2 separate regions of the Homo sapiens genome follow, and region 1 is linked to region 2. A link is a contact called in ENCODE Hi-C or POLR2A ChIA-PET data. All regions are on one chromosome and are shown on one strand. The core of a region is the stretch at or near the end of the contact, and the rest is flanking DNA. Distances in the headings are between cores, read along the strand shown. Region 1 has its middle 240 kb from the start of MIR4693. Region 2 holds the start of DCUN1D5 (defective in cullin neddylation 1 domain containing 5).

The links. Hi-C counts contacts between places; a loop is a spot of excess contacts on that map. ChIA-PET counts read pairs that join two places held with the same protein, here RNA polymerase II (POLR2A). Pooled maps may share reads with other maps.
Region 1: a map of endothelial cell of umbilical vein shows a loop between it and region 2 (11-fold over the local background). The contact joins the enhancer-like site here to the promoter of DCUN1D5 in region 2. A Hi-C loop is called at or near these places in 10 of 168 maps with a recorded cell type or tissue (CD4-positive, alpha-beta memory T cell, CD8-positive, alpha-beta T cell, Caco-2 and 7 more), 8 of 37 single-sample maps with no recorded cell type and 18 of 50 pooled maps. POLR2A ChIA-PET finds 5 or more read pairs at or near these places in 2 of 52 experiments (OCI-LY7 and Panc1).

What each region holds. Positions count from the first base shown.
Region 1 is chr11:103,608,180-103,610,879 of GRCh38, forward strand. No RefSeq gene overlaps it. Among named protein-coding and RNA genes, the nearest start is that of MIR4693, 240 kb to the right of the region's middle. Within about 2 kb of position 1,357, at least 3 of the 41 ENCODE cell types and tissues checked have a DNase peak (open chromatin) inside an H3K27ac peak, as active enhancers do; they include endothelial cell of umbilical vein, where a contact is called at or near this core.
Region 2 is chr11:103,090,783-103,093,482 of GRCh38, forward strand. It overlaps DCUN1D5 (defective in cullin neddylation 1 domain containing 5), which reads right to left and starts at 1,378. Exons shown (of 8, transcript NM_032299.4): 1 at 1,005-1,378. The coding sequence starts at 1,090. RefSeq lists enhancers at 498-1,115, 1,116-1,733, 1,663-1,712, 1,783-1,832 and a silencer at 678-972.

The DNA.
Region 1 (2,700 bases), core at 107-2,606, 520 kb after region 2:
TCATGCTGAAAACTCCTGCTTAGACTAATTACTCTCATAAATCTCTTTAGAGAAGTGTAAAATTCTCATTACTTAAATGATAAAACAACTAATCTACTAATCTTTGCTCCTTGTCCCTTCGAGATAATAAGATTGCCAAGACTGCTAGAGTTGAAGGATGTTTTAAGGTAATTAAAAATGTTGAAAGAACCGAGGGCCTAAAGAGCTCACAATGATGTCTGGAAACTGAGGGAGAGCAGAAATTGTAGAATAAAAAGGAATGTGGAAAGTTCACCCTTAAATTTATAAAGGGATTCTTTTCCATTTTAACCTGATTTTTAAACTTTTATTGCGGAAGGAGGTCCTTGAATATGTGGTTAAATTTGCTATCATCTAAAACTACATTAAATGCTTAAATTTTTCATTCATTTATTTACTTATTCAACAAGTACACATTGAAACTGAAGATAAAACTATCAACAGGACATCATCATTCACCTCATAGAGCTTGCAGTCCAGTAGTTACGGGTAAGTAAACAATTCAAATATTGTATGACTTGAAAGGCTTTTTTAAGGTGGTGTGACTCCATTTCACTGTAGCATTTTTTAGCCACTGCCACTGCTGGTGACTCACAAGTACCACATGGCTTAGCAGAATCACCCAGCTCCAAAAAATCAGTTATTAACGTTTGGTACATCCCAAGTATCTATTTGTTCATTGAAACGACCATTTCAGAGGTACATCAGTCTGGGTCCAAGCAGGAGAGAGAAACCACACTTGTTATTAGAACAAAGAATGGATCTGGGCAACATAGTAAGACCCCGTCTCTACAAAAAGTTAAAAAAAATTTAGCTGCACATGGTGGCATGCACTTGTAGTGCTAGCTACTCCAGAGGCTGAGATGGGAGGATCTCTTGAGCTCAGGAGTTCCATGTGGCAGTGAACTATGATTGTACCACTGTACTCTCTCAGCCTGGTTTGGCAGAGAGAGAGAGAGAGAGAGAGACCCTGTCTCAAAGAAAAAAAAAGAAAAAGAAAAAGAAAAAAAGAAAAGGAATGCCCTAAGTAGGTTGTAAGTAAGTTGTCAATACGTAACTAAAGTGGTGAAAAGTTAGGTGCTATAGAGTTGGCTACTGCAGGAAGCAGCTATGCTACCACCCCTGGGGCTGAAAGAACACAGGTAACAGGTTAGAACTATGAACACTTTCAAACTTGAAGGAGGGACCCTGTGGGGTCCCAGATCTCCAAAGAGAGGGTATGGCTTTGTTGGTACTGGAGGTTTTGTGGGGAGGCATGATGAAGCTGGTTCTGTAAGTGTTGGAAAAAGGAAACACCAATTCAGTTATTACTAGGAACTGTTGCTGCTGAGATGAAGAACATTCCTGAGGTGTTACTCACAGTAATGGGAAGACCACAGGAAACCAGGAGCACACAGAAAAGAACATGTTCTCTTTCCTTCTCCAGCCTTGCAGTCCTCCCCAGTCCCCCTACTGGCAGAGTCTAACAGGACTAGCTGGCAAAACAGAAATGTGGTTTTCTGAGTCCCAGCCCTCATTGTGAAGCAAAGTAGTAGTCTTGAATGAGTTTGGAACCAAAAGGTGATGATTTAATAACTAAGGCAAATGGGAAGCCAACAGAGTGGGCCCTGGACTCTGCTATCCTCAAAACCTCTTATCCAATGCCTGAGAAATACACCTTAAACTCCCTTCTGTGTAGTTCTGTGAGGATGAGTTCCCCTCCTACGTGGGGAAAAAGGCCACTAACAGGGAATCTATGTGAACATGTTTATCCTCTAGCCTTCATTATTCCCTCTCTGTTATGCAATAATACACACAATTATCTTAATATCTACAGATGCATTTAAGATATCCTTCCTTTCTGGCCTCTTGGCCAATATCTCTTCATGGAAAAATTGTATAATATTTGGAGATGTTTCCAGACTCTACTGACTCCTTTGGTTTTGCCAACAGCATGGTAAGAGTTATTGTAGGTGATATGGTTTGAATCTGTGTCCCTGCCCAAATCTAAAGTTTAACTGTCATCCCCAATGTTGGAGGTGGAGCCTGATGGGAAGTGATTGGATCATGGGGGCAGAGTTCTCACGAATGGTGTAGCACTATCCCCTTGGTGCTGTTCTTATGATAGTGAGTGAGTTATCATAAGATCTCATTGTTTTAAAAGTGTGTAGCATCTCCCCTCGCCTTTCTCTTGCTCCAGCCATGTGAAGTGCTTGCTCCCTCTTCACCTTCTGCCATGATTGAAAGTTCCCTGAGGCCTCACCAGATGCTGATACTGCCAGGCTTCCTGTACAGCCTGTGGAACCATAATCCAATTAAACATCTTTACTTTATAAATTACCCAGTCTCAGGTATTTATTTATAGGAATGTGAGAATGGACTAATACAGTAGGGATACATAGTACCTTTCCTTTCTACTAAGGGAGCCTCCAAAATGACTTTTTGCACAGTATTGAGTAAGAAATTGGTCAGCTGCTGGCTGTTTTCTTTGGGAGAGATACAGTTCTGGGAATTAACTGGGATAGCTAAGAATGTAATTTTTAGAAGGAAGGATGAAAATAATGAATTAGGCTCAGAGAATGGCATAGAATGGTTCTTTAGGGGAAAATACAGACATTGTAGAGCAATGGTTTGCATTCATCTTTTTAAACTTTTATTTTTAATACTAAAATGTTGGTGGGTACACTCAAGAGATCAAAATAT
Region 2 (2,700 bases), core at 128-2,627:
GCGCCTATAATCCCAGCTACTCAGGAGGCTGAGGCAGGAGAATCGCTTGAACCCGGGAGGCGGAGGTTGCAGTAAGCGGAGATCGCGCCACTGCACTCCAGCCTGGACAACAGTGGAAGACTCCGTCTCAGAAAAACAAAACAAAACAAAAAAACAAAAAAACCATTTCTCAAACCAAAATTGCAGTTTTTTTGTAGCATAAATTTTGCTGTGATGCCTCCATGATATGCTACAAGGGGATCAAAGAGCTACTACTATATAGTTCTGCCTTGTCTTCTTTCTTACCAGTAGGACAGAGTACAAGAGCTCACAAATTATTTAATTTATGCTGAGAGCTAACAGCGTCCTGAATGCTAGAAGACAAAAAGCATGCAGGGCCTTTCCAACTCTGCACACAGGGACTTGGCATAGGTGAGGCACTATACTTCCAGAAAATGGGGCTCCTGCAATTTAAAAGGCCTCCTGCTGGGACCTTCCGGGTTAGGCCACTCCAAATACTAAATATGGAGGCCAATTATAGCATACAAGTTTTCCTTTCTACCATTCCCAAGACAGTTGTCAAGATTCCTTATGTTCTGCTTTCTTCACACTCTACAAAGAAATTCTAGAAGTGACCCTTCTGCGGATATGTACTCACTTCTAAGTCTAGAAAAAGGCAGAGGAGCGATACGGGAGTAGGGGATCGAGGGTCGGTTGTGGGGTGGGGGTGGGGGTGGGGGGAAGCGCAATTTACATATGCATCTGTTCCCCACCCTGCAGGGCACGTAGACTCTTAACGTGGGCGGCTCTTCTAGTCTCTCCATAAACGCCAGCGTGCACACACTCGAACACGAGGTCGGGTCGGGCGCGGAGACTCGCGGTGTTCGGCACCTACAGCCTAGCTCGATCAAAGGGGCCTCACCTGTCTCCAGCCCCAGCCCGGCAGGCCGGGCCCGACTCCTTTTCCTCCAGTTGTCCAGCAAAGGAGGGAGGAGGGAAGCTTGAAGGGTGGGGGGAGATGGTACCTGGAGATTTTACACTTTTTGAGGCCTCCGTCTTCCGCTACTGCTGCTGCCACCCCAGGGGATTTTCTCTTCTTCTTCACCGGCATCTTCCGCCCTCCCCGGCAGGGTGGGCAGGGGAGCCGGGGAAGGGGGTCCCTGTCCGCTGGAAGCCCCTCAGCGCTGGCACCCAGTTCCCAGAGACAGCAGCAAGCGGAGGAGCAGAGTCGCCAGCCCGCACCGGCGCGGCCCAGCCCGGCCGCCGCCCGCTCCCAGGTATCCTCGTCGTCTTTCTCTGACCGGGACAGGGCTGGCTCCTCGCCGGTGGACACTGCGGTTCGTTCTCACCGGGAGGAGATAACGCGGACAGCGCGGCAGCTCCACCAGTCACAGCAAGCAAGAGGCTCAGCCTAACCCGGAGGCGAATCGCTGAGGCCCGGAAGTGACGCAATCGCGGAGCCGGTCCCGGGAAGGGGCGTGGTTCCGGTTAGCCTCTGCCACTCGTAGGTAGGCCAGGCAGAGCGAAGCTGTCTGACCCGTCGACTGCGGCAGTCCGCGGAATTCTTGTATCCTGTCCAGGGTATCCTGACCTTTCTCATGAAGCTTCTACCGCGCTCTGATGCTGGCAGTCACCGCCAAAAAGTGAAACTACTAATACTTTGCAGTTGACGTTAAAAACAACCTGGTAAAGTAGACCAAGTTCCACTTCTGAGCTCTTCCACACGATAACCTCACCTGAAGTGTTCCCACCCCGTAAATGCATTGTCACCCTGTGTCTTGCGTGTTTTTTTTATGGGCCTGTGATCAGCCACCCACTCCCCCTTCTCCCTACCTTTGCATATCACTTTGTCCTGTATTGAAACTTAGCTCTGCCATTATTTCCACAGAGCTCACCTCTCCGATAAGAGACAGTAGGTGACTGCGACTCAGTAGAGAGAAATTTGGGGGACAGTTCTAAGGAACCTCCCCCTAGACCCAAAACACACTGTAATCTATTCATCTCCACTTAGGTGGAAATACTGTTTTTAAATAATGGTTATTGTATGTAAAGACATAGTAGAAAGTCGTTAGTAATTCTGTTGGTAAAATAATCTCTGCAAACCAACTGTGATGGGAGAAGACTAAAAGTCTTTGAGTAATAGTTGAAGTGGTTCCTGTGAAACTACCCTCACAATGGCACCCTAATCTGGTCAATCCGAATATCATATTTCCTTAGTGTTATTAATTGGTTCAGGATGGACACATACTCAGGCCAGGCCAATGAGTGCCAATGACACAAAATTGAACCACCAGAAAGCAATTTTATTTCCTATGGATTTGAACCAGAGAAGGTATGGAGAATGAAGCCAAAACTCAGAAGAGACTAGTATCAAGCAGAAAAATAGAAAAACCAGGATGTGATTATATGATATGAGCCCAAAATCCATGATATGCCCTGGAATTTTCACTTATGTGAAGCAACAAATTTCACTATTTTGCATATTTAGTTCAATTCTCTGTTACTTAAAACCAAAAGAATGTCAAAGTATATGATCCTTCAACCCATTTAAAAATGCCTGAGGCCAAAATCAAAACAGAATCAGATAAAGTCTCTAAATAGAACTACCATCTACAAAAAGTACAGGACAGAGGAACATGTTAAATACCCAATGCAATCAGCAATATCTAGACGTCAGAAAAGTCTACAGGACAATGACCCAAATTCTGCAACAAATTATTA